Regions from separate parts of the Homo sapiens genome. Here region 2 is linked to region 1. The links are chromatin loops, found by intact Hi-C in ENCODE. Cell type or tissue: left lung. All regions are shown on one strand. Each heading gives the region's core, and the rest is flanking DNA. Links, peaks and the distances in the headings are about the cores only.

Region 1 (5,368 bases), core at 115-5,114:
AAGCGTGGGGAGACAAGGGCTCTCCCAGGTAATTGTGGAAAATGTGTTTCCATGAAATCCGGAGGCTAAAGACTAGAAGAGCCACACGCAGCAGGCTCCAGTCTCTCGGGGTGAGCACAGCACACGTTTGAAGGCCCAGCACGGTGCTCACACCTGTGATCTCAGCACTTTGGAGGCCGGGGTGGGTGGATCCCTTGAGGTCAGGAGTTCAAGACCTGCCGGGGCAACACAGCGAGACCCCCATCTCTACAAAAATTAGCCAGGCATGGTGGCTCACGCCTGTGGCCCCAGCTACTCGGGAGGCTGACGTGGGAGGATGCTTGAGCCCTGGAGGCTGAGGCTGCAGGGAGCCATGACTGCAACACTACACTCCAGCCTGGGGGACAGAGTGAGACCCTGTCTCAAAAAAATAATAACTTTAAAAAGTATCAATATTGTGAAAAACAAAAACGAAAAACAAACTGGAGAGCTATTACAGACGGATGATGGGAACGATGGTGAGGGGCCCTGGACAGAACCGTGGCTCTAGTATGAAGAACGCGGTGACATCTGAGTGGGGTTTTAAAGTAGTGACCAGGGCGGGGCCAGTGGGAATCCCTGGTCTGGACCATTCTGCCAACACTGGAGGAAGCTGGGTGGGAGACATGGGAACCTCTATGAATCTGCAACTTTCCTATAAGTCTAAAAATCGTTCAAATAAAAAGCTTTTAAAAATCTAACATTTCCTGCTTAAACCCCAGGACAATGGTACAAAAGGCACCTTGAGTCTGAATTTGACAAGTTTTACTGAAGCCTTCACATCCCAGCCCCAAATATCAGTGCTGGGATTTCCTCACAACAAACCCATCTGGCACATTCACTCAGCCCACTTCTAGAATGGCCTACAAAAAACAGTGCTTTTTTGCAGAAATGAAAAAGCCCGTCCTAAAATTCATATGGAGTCTTAACGGACCACGAATAGTCAATACAATTTTGAAAAAGAAGGGCAATGATAGAGGCCTCACACTTCCAATCTCAAAGGTGCTGCCAAGCTATGGCGATCAAGATGCATGGCCTGGCCTGTGGACAGACAGGGCAGTTGAGGGCGGAGCAGGACGCCCAGAGATGAGCCCTACACCTATGATCAAGTGATTTTGGGAAAAGAGTGCCAGGACCATTTAATTCAGGAAGGAGGCCCTTCCTAGTAAATGGCACCAGGAAGATGGGGATGTGCTCACACAAAAGGGTGCAGCTGAGCCCTACCCCACCCCATATACACAATTCAAGTAAAAGGCCAGGCGTGGTGGCTCACGCCTGTAATCCCAGCACTTTGGGAGGCCGAGGCGGGTGGACAACCTGAGGTCAGGAGTTTGAGACCAGCCTGGCCAACATGGTGAAACCCCGTCTCTACTAAAAATACATAAATTAGCTGGGTGTGGTGGTGGGTGCCTGTAATCCCAGCTACTTGGGAGGCTGAGGCAGGAGAATCATTTGAACCTGGGAGGCAGATGTTGCCGTGAGCCAAGATTGCGCCACTGTGCTCCAGCCTGGGTGACAAGAGCCAGGCTCTGTCAAAAAAAAAAAAAAAAAAAAAATTCAAGTAAAAATGGGTTGACGGCCAAAATTTACAGATAAAACTATAAAACTCTTAGAATAAAACATGTGGTCAAATCTTCATGATGTTGGATTTGGCAATGGTTGCTTAAATGACATCAAAAGCACAGGCAACAAAATAAAAATAGATCAACTGAGCTTCATTCAAATTAAAAACTTCTGTGCATCCGAGGACACTATCAACAAAATGAAAGCCCACAGACTGGGGGAAAATATTTGCAAATCACATATCTGATAAGGGCTTAATATCAAGAACATATAATGAGTTTCTCTAACTCAGTAACTAAAGACAAACAACCAAATCTAAAAATGGGCAAAGGGGCTAGGCATGGTGGCTCACACCTGTAATCCCAGCACGTTGGGAGGCTGAGGTGGGAGGATCACTTGAGTCCAAGAGTTTGAGATCAGCCTGGCAACATAGCGAGACCCTCTCTCTACAAAAAATACAAAAATTAGCTGGGTGTGGTGGTGCATGCCTGGAGTCCCAGCTGCTCCAGGGGCTGAGGTGGGAGGATTGCTTGAGCCTAGGAGGTTGAGGCTGATTGCACCTCTGCACTCCAGCTTGGACAACAGAGTGAGACCCTGTCTCTAAATAAATAAGTAAATAAAATGGGCAAAGAACTTGAATAGCCTTTTTTTAAAAAATGTACATTGTACCCATTTGAACAGACTTTTCTCCAAAGAAGATGCACACATGCCCGGCAAGCAGATGAAAAGATGCTCAGCATCACTCATCATTAGGAAAATGCAGATATGAGCTATCGCTTCACATCTGCCAGGATGGCTGTAATAAGAAAGACAGACCATCCTGAGTGCTGGTGAGGATGGGAGATACTGGACCCCTCAGGATTGCCGATGGGAAAATGGCTCAGCTGCTGTGGAAGTTTGGCAGACTCTCTAAAAGTTAAGCAGCAGCATCAACATCTGGCTCAGCATTTCCCTCCTAAGAACATGCCTGGAGGAAGTGAAAACAGGAACTCAAACAGGATACATGTGCTGACATTCAGAGCCGCATCAGCCCCATTAGCCAAAAGGTGGGGAGGAAGTGAAAACAGGGACTCAAACAGAGGATACAAGCGCCGACGTTCAGAGCAGCATCAGTCCCATTAGCCAAATGATGGGGACAGCCCACGTGTCGCCAACAGAGGGTGGACGCACACAGTGTGGGGTACCCTGCACGAGGGCACTGCCCAGACACAGAATAGGAGGAGGTTCTGACACGCACCTCCTTCGGAGAAGGAAGGAGCTCCTCCTCGGAGCGCGGCTGGAGCTGGAGAGCGTTATGCTGAGTGAGAGAAGCTGGACACTGGAGGACCAGCACTGTGTGATTCACCTACATGAAATCCCTAGAATAGCGGGGTTCATAGAGAAAGCAGAGTGGACCTTACCAGGGGTTGGAGGTGGCACTATGGGGGAGTTACTGCTTAGTGGTTACAGATTTCCTGTTGAGGGCAATGGAAGAATTTGGCAAAAAGTGGTGATGCCTGCACAGCACGGCGGTTGGAATTCATGCTACTGAACTGTCCACTTGAAATAGTTAAAATGGAATACCTTAGGTGATGTGTATTTTACCCCAGTCACACCGAGGAGCCGTAGGGGAGGTGGACGGCCTCTATTGCAGCCTGCTGGCTGTGAGGCCTGGCCGGGTCCTTGGCTGAGCGCTCAGCTCACCTGTAGGGAGGACGGGGCTCACACAAACCCCGCGGCGTGAACATTGTCCATGGGTGACACCCAGGCCCAACACAGCCCGATCTGAAGGGACACTGAGTGCCAGCTGCATGCCTTCTGCCAGGAGGGTCCGGTGCCCAGGGTGGTGCCAGGTGGGACAGGTGCTGTGGGGACCCCAGGCCTGGCAGCAACAGCTCTCCCTAGAGACCCCCAAATCTGTGCCCTGAGGCTCAGCCTCACCCGTACAGCCACCAGGAAGGGTCCCTCGGTTGGTGAGGCTGCCCTCCCTGTGCCAGCTGGGCTGAGGCTGGCCCGCCTGAGCTGCTCCGTGGTGTCCTGGGCTGCACCCGGGTAGGGCCTGCCTGGTGTCTCTGCAGGCTGCCGGCCTTCTCCCTCTGACACGTCCTGGGTGCCCTCGCCGGCCTTGGTGAGCAGTGAGAGGGGTCCTATCACCCCATAGCTACCGTGGAGCTGCTGCCTCCTCTGCTGTTGCGGAACGAGTCTCTCTGCTCTTTCTTCTTCCCTTATTTTTGTTTTTTTCATCTCCTGATGCTATTCTTAGATGTCTGTTTTCTCATTCAACACGCAAATGTTTGTGGAGCCCCCAGCAGAACTGGGCACTGTGTCGAGTCCTGATGCCTCTCGGACATTAGTCACCAATGGCCGCATCTCACAGGCGAGCTCAGTGCTCGGCCAGACCTGCGGACCTTCGGCTCTTCATGGCTGCCGGGTGCTTCTGGTGGCTGGAGCTGCCAGGGGCCCCCTTTGCTGCCTGGGAATGAGTCTCCCCTAAAGCAGCCCCAAAGCCCCCACGGAGCACCCTGCTGGAAAGTGCCTCCCAGTCATTTCTGCCTCAGGACACGGACGTCTCTCGCAGGTACGAACTGATTTCTGGGCGGTTCCTTATTAATCCTAAATCTTCAGACCAGAGAGTGCCCAGCCCTTGAACGAGCAGTTTCCGCATCGGAGATGCTGGCGGGAGGGACTGTCATACATGGTGACCCGACTGATGGGCTGGGGTCATTTAATTTTTATAGAATTTAACTGTGACAGACTTCTAAAAATAGCTTCATCACCTGTCTCAGGAACATAATTCTCAGTTAAGATAGTTTCCTGACGTGCTGTTGCTTATTTGCTAGAAAAATCGAGGGGGCCAGGCAGCGGGGGAGGAGGGAGGGGCCGCCCTGGGGCTGGCTGAGAGTCTGCAGTCGACCCTGGCGCATCTCTCGCGGGCTGGCCAAGGTGGGCATGGGCCGGGCCTCCAGCCTCCACGCCCCTCTTGGGCTCCTCACCCGAGTGTGACCTGGTCTCTGGGGTCTCACTCAGCTGTTTCCATCTGTGCCTCCTTCTGGGAGGAGGGTGGGGGTGGTGTCTCCCGATCTGATGAGTCAAGCTTCCTTATTAGATCGCATTGCCTCTCCCGGGTGGCCACAGCAGCCACACATGGATCCAGGACAGGCACCACACCCACCCTCTGTGGCTCGTTCTTCCTGGCCTGAAGGTGCTGCCTCAGGGTCTGTGTTCTGCCTAGGGCCTTGGCCGTCTGTCCTGGGGCGAGGGGCAGGCTCCTGCCCACCTGGCGAGGAGGCAGCACCCACCCTGAGCCCTTGGGTGGCAGGTCCAGTAGGGTGTCCCCTTTCTCTGCACCCATGCACCTCAGGAAAGAGCCCAATTCACCACCTCACAGCACCCTCAGGGCACCCCCACCCCGAGACCTGGGCTTCCACGGGCTCAAACCAGGAATGAGAGAGGGGTCCTCACAGTCAGGTCCGAGGGTCTGAGAGTGAGTGGGGAAGGCGACGTGGGGCCCACCAAAGCTGTGAGGCCACAGGAGGTTGTGGCTAAAAACCATGCTTTCCCACCGAGGGGCAGCTGAAGGTGGGAGGTGTGGAGGGAGGGCAGAATGGGGCCTGCTGCCCCTCCACTGACTGTGCCCTCAGGGACAAGAGTACAGCTGTGTGTGACATGCATGTGACAACCCGCGTGTGTGACAGCCAGGTGTGACAACCATCTGTGTGAGAACTGTGTGTGCAAACCATGTGCAAACCACATGACAACCACATGTATGTGATAATCATGTGCAGCAACTGTGTGTGTGAGAACTGTG
Region 2 (5,368 bases), core at 124-5,123, 51 kb before region 1:
CTTCTTTGGGCTAAATCCACTCCCCGCCAAGTCCCAGGCGCCTCCTGGCCCAGTGAGGCAGCTAGGCGGACACTGTTGCCAGCTCTAACCGCGGCCGCTCCATGGCCTCCCCTGCTTTCCTCCCAGACTCCTGCTTTCCAAATCGCAAAGTTCAGATGCCGCGAACAGACACTGAGGACATGGGGTGTGCCGGCTCCCAGGAAAACGCTCCCGTCCAGGGCTCCCCAACAGACAGCTAGGGCCAGCTCCCAGGAAAACGCTCCCGTCCAGGGCTCACGGCCGGACAGCTAGGGCCGGCTCCCCGACGCCCCTCACAGCTGCATACAGGCCAAGCGCAGGCTGGATGTGCTCAGAGGGGCCGGTGGCCACGCAGAGGATCTGGGAAGACTGACAGGAGGTGGCTGGGGGGGGGGGAGGGGGGCCGGCAGGAGCGGCACCCGTGGGCCAGCACGGGGAGTGACAGAGGGAACGGGAGTGTGGGGGAGGCCTGGGGAGGCGGGGAGCACACAGAGACCCCTGCAGGGCACAGAACTGAGAAAAACAACAGCCTGGGAAAAAACAAAGTCCACGAAGAAGAAAGGGGAAGTCTCCCAAGTGATACGGACAGGAGGCGAGAAACGCTGGGTGGAGAGGGTGGTCCCCCGAGAGGGCCTCAAGCCTGGGACCGAGGCCCAAAGCAAGAACTCTCATTCCTGTTTTCCTGCCCGAGTGCTGTCTTTCCAAAACCACCCTGGCCCACCCTGCTGCCCATCCTGTCCCCAGGCCCAACCGGCAGAGCTACCTGGCTTCTTCCTAGCAGGTCCTTTTGTGAGCCTCCCCACTATTTCTGCACACTGACCACTCCTGCTATGTCATCAGAGGAGGACAGCACACGCCGGCTCCCGGAGGGGCGGTCCCCACCCCACAGACCCTCCCCACGGCCGCCACACAGGGGGCCACACGAGGCTTCGCTTCCCTCGTTTGCAAAAGGGGAGAGAGACCTCGCTGTGTGATTCTGTGTGCTGAGCACTGTCCAAAGCAAGGCACGTAAATTATTCAACTTAATCTCAACAGCTTTGAAGAATCTGCATTTGTTTGGTGAGGAAACAGGCTCAGAATGGAGAGAATGTTTCAAGCCCTGCCGCTGTCAGAGCCAGAGCTGGATGGGAGCGCCAGTCACACTCAGAGTCTGAGAACTAAGCCAGCCCGCAACTGCGCCTCGTACTGCAGCAAGAAGAGAGACCGGAGACCTGGGAGGGATTTTATGGAAAAAGAATTGGCCGGGCGCGGTGCCTCCGCCTGTAATCCCAGCACTTTGGGAGGCCAAGGTGCGTGTATCACCTGAGGTCAGGAGTTCAAGGCCAGCCTGGCCAACATGGTGAAACCCGTCTCTACTAAAAATACACAAAAATTAGCTGGGCGTGGTGGTGCATCTGTAATCCCAGCTACTCGGGAGGCTGAGGCAGGAGAATCACTTGAACCCGGGAGGTGGAGATTGCAGTAAGCTGTGATTGCGCCATTGCACTCCAGCCTTGGTGACAGAGTGAGACTCCATCTCAAAAAAAAAAAAAAAAAAAAAAACTGAAGCTTTGAAGCTTTTATATCAGGGATTTTAGCTTTTTTTTTTTTTTTGCCAGACTAAAGTGAAAATCCAAAACACAAATCTTCGATGTTTTCCCCATCAAATCTGTGCAGGAAGCAGAGCAGAGAATGCAGCCTGTTATCTTCCTCCCCTGCCCATGGAGTTTCCAGGCCCTGCCGTTTGCAGGCCTCCACGAGCCTCTGCAGGGTCTCTGATCCCTCCACAGGGGTGCCAAGGGCTGAGGGGTGTGCGGCCGGCCGCACGTGCAGGAGCGTTGCCATCACTGGGCCCTGCCCGCCTCCCAGAGCTTGGTCCGGTGGCATTGTGCGGCCCCAGAGCAGCTGGCCCTGGTGACACATCTGCTGCGGGTCCTCACTCGGTGCTGGCAGGAATTTGCTGCCAATGTCGCAGTGGCAGACGCTGCTGACTGGCACCTGCCTCCCTGGTAAAGAGCAGCCGCAGCTTTGCTCAGGCCTGTGGCCTCTGGGTTAGGATGTGATGCCGGCCCCTCTGCACCGCAGACGTCCAGGCCAACGGGACGCAGACGGACGCAGAGGCTCTGCCAAGGCGTCATAGGGGGCCGCCTTCCCCTCCCTCTACTGCCCCTGGGTGGAGACTGGTGGTGTGGGAGCCTCCCAGACGCGGGGGGCCACCGGCTGGTCCTGCACCGCCCACTCGACTTGCTGCCGCAAGACGTCAGCCCCGCCTGACGTCCCCCGAGATTCTCAAGTTTGGATCTGTTGTGGCCCTAATACAGCCCTTGTTATACCACATGGATGGGAAGGGGCCATGGCCCAGAGCAGCTGCCCTAGGAGCCCCACTGCCTGCTCTTTCTGAAGAAATCAGCTCTGAACGCAGAACCTGCCAGCTGGTGCTCAGGTCCAGGACAACTCTGCCTGCGGCTGTAGGGACAGGCCACACCCCACGTCCTGTCCACACCCTATGTCCATCCTTGCCATGAGGCCGTTCAGGGCTCCAAGGGTCCCCCACAGGACAGGCTGCGACAGACGCAAGCACGTTTTGCGCTGCCAGGAGGCGGGAGGTGCGATTTGTCAGCTCATAAGGCTTAGCCTCACGCAGGTGCAGGTGGACAGAACACCCTCACGGCGGACCCCGGAGGCCTGTGCCTGACACGAAGGCTGACCCTCCCCAGTGCAAGGGACTCCTCCTGCCTGGCCACAGGCTAGGACCTTCCTCCTGCCTCAGGCTCGACGGAAACCACAGCTCTGGTCTCTCGGTGCTGGTCTTTGGATTGGAACTCAGACCCAGGCTCTGCTGGTCTCAGGTGTGCTGACTGCAGCGTGGGGCCTCCAGCCTCCAGGACCGGGTGAGCTGACGCCTGCCAATCAGCCACACCCTTTCATCCTGCACCTCTGGAGAACCCTGATCAACACAACTCGGCATCCACAAAACTCGCTCTGTGAGCTGACACAACTCGGTGTCTGTGACGTCTGCCCACGTGCAGAAGAAACTTGGCTACCAGCTTTTAAAGCTGTTGCAAAAATGTTCTCAGTGAATTCAATGCTTCAAATCCCAGTCATGAAATCTATAACTAATTATACTGGTCTCAATTTAATCATGTGAGTTTAAAAGAAAAAATCAATTCACAGAGCCAAAAATCAGCCTGAATGTACAAGGAAGCAATGGATTTTGAAAAACAACCTCCAGCCAGAAACCTCCAACAGCGGGCAGGTCTCCAGTGAGCAGATGCACAGTCTGTCCTGGCCTCCAGCCAGCCCGTGGGTGCTCACACCATCCAGGCCACACAGCAGCCGCCCAGCGCAGAGGGAGCGCGCAGCTCTGGGGGCACGGAAACTGCCACCACCCATCCCTCCAAAGCCTCTGGATCCTCACGGTGGGCGTCACCAGGCCACATCCACCAGCAGGAAGCCAACACTGGTGCAATCCTGACCATGGAGAGCCCACGGGACCCCAAAACCACACCACGTCATTGCAATCATCAAGCCCTGTCACTGTCAGAGACGACAGAAGACACCGCTCCCTGCCGATTATTCCGCAGCCATTAGGGCCCACGGCAGCTGAAGCTCGTGATCCCGTCTGTATGTTCACAGGGCGCCTTCGACGTGGGGGGCTTCGTCTGGGAGCAGACGGTGGGGAGAAGAGAGGTCGCTCGGCCTCCTCCAGTAGCTGTCCACAGCCTAAACTCCCGAAGGCCACAGACTCACTGGAGGTCCCATGAGGGCAATGGGGAGCACGAGCGGTGCCCACCCCCAGGTGGCTGGGGGCCCAGAGGTGGGAGGTCCTGCCTGGCTGAGCCTCCACCAGCTGGGAACGGGTGGCAACTCCCACTCCAGCTCTGACCTCAGACCCGTGTGTGTCCCTACAGCCTGGATTAAAACATCCATGCCACGGCTGCGGGCCGTCCCGCGTGGTGGTGGCGGCGGCTGAGGTGTCTGCAGGTCGTGACCACTGGTGACCTCTCCTAGGAAAGATGGCGAGGTTGGGGGTGCAGTGGGTGTGTTTGGGTTTAGAATGTACTTTTTGAGGGTCAGAGAATCCAGGATAACTTTGGGGGCCACAGATGTTTAGGATTTGGTTTGTAACCTCTGTGGCCACAGGCAAGATAAACAGTTGAGCAAATCACCCTAACGCCTGGCCACGAAGATGCTGTGGGTTTGGGATAGAACGGATTTTCTCTCCTGGGAAAGGCCCAGCAATGGAGTGAACGATCCCACGTGAGAAGGCAGAGGACAGAGCCTGCTTGGACAGCACAGGGCGGGTCCAGGTGTCCACCTTCCGGTCCCCAGGGCCGTCCCAGCACATCTGTGGGCCAGTGCGTCCCCTGTGGGCTCAGACTCAACAACTGCTCCCAGTCCAGGCAGCCCAGAGCCAAGCACACACTGACAAAGCCGGGTTCTCAGGTCCTGAGCACTGCTGGGGACGCACGGGCATGTCCTGCTCATACATAACTGAGGCTTCCTATTTCTTCCGCACCCGCCGTGTGCAGCAGACCAGGCGTTTCCGTGGTCCCTGAGCCGAGCCCTCCCCACAGGGAGCTACTGCCCCTGTGCAGGTCGCAGCCCAGGGGCAGGAGACTCAGCGCGGGGCGGGCACTGAAAGCAACCAGCACCCTGGGCTTCCCTCATTCTCCGAGGTATCCAGGAGACCCGGGAGGCTGTCCCAGCTGGACTCTGGCTCGGGGTCTCCCCAGTGTCTGCAGGGCTGTGTGTAGGGGTGCTCACGGCTCCTGCATCCCCACCCCTGCACCTGGGACAGCACAGTGCGTGCGGGAAACCCTGTGGAAGCCGACCCGTGTGGTGGCTGGACTCAGCCTCCCGCACACATCCCATCAGAGAGCTCACATTCTGTCAGTAACACCGACTCCTAGTTCTCAAGAACTCGTGTCCTGACAAACAGCACTGAAGCGCTCGCACCCACGTGCTCTCCAGGGAGCACTGAGTTACGGTCCCACTGCCGTCCCTCAGCAGCTGGCCTGGGATGGTCAGCCAGTGATTTGGCTCGTCTGAGGCTTGAGCTGGGCTGGGACTTGCACTGTCTGGGATTCAGCATGTATTTATTTAATTAAAGTGAGGCTGAGCATCTTCTCACGGGAATCACCATCATTTTACGGTTCTCACATCCCATCAATCAAGTGGACAAAAGGTGACGTCCTTCACCAGCCCCCAGCTGGACGCTTGGAAGCACCCTGGCTTCCGGTTTTGTTACGTCACCAACACGCCAATTCTCATGCTTTGAAATATTCTCTTAGGACAGGAGTGAGAACCACCTTTTCTTGGCTCTTCACCCACACAACTGAATCGCTTCCGAAAAAGACCTTCGGTCAGT

The links. A loop is a pair of places that touch in the nucleus more often than their neighbours do. Peaks named below come from ENCODE experiments on the same cell type or tissue, not always from the same donor. Only the 100,000 strongest peaks of a DNase experiment are listed, where the experiment ranks them.
Region 2: it touches region 1 in a loop (5-fold over the local background); 3 of 110 quality-filtered maps call a loop at or near these places.

The regions. Positions count from the first base shown.
Region 1 is chr18:79,817,493-79,822,860 of GRCh38, reverse strand. All of the region lies in intron 1 of KCNG2 (potassium voltage-gated channel modifier subfamily G member 2), which reads right to left. Among named protein-coding and RNA genes, the nearest start is that of KCNG2, 22 kb to the right of the region's middle. RefSeq lists enhancers at 2,824-2,963, 5,341-5,368. In left lung, for the core only: no CTCF peak of the experiment used is centred there; DNase peaks (open chromatin) are centred at 2,806, 3,330, 3,572 and 4,534; H3K27me3 peaks cover 1,175 bases.
Region 2 is chr18:79,868,473-79,873,840 of GRCh38, reverse strand. The region is part of intron 3 of KCNG2 (potassium voltage-gated channel modifier subfamily G member 2); the gene reads right to left. Among named protein-coding and RNA genes, the nearest start is that of KCNG2, 73 kb to the right of the region's middle. In left lung, for the core only: no CTCF peak of the experiment used is centred there; DNase peaks (open chromatin) are centred at 220, 1,980, 2,620, 3,350 and 4 weaker places; H3K27me3 peaks cover 1,122 bases.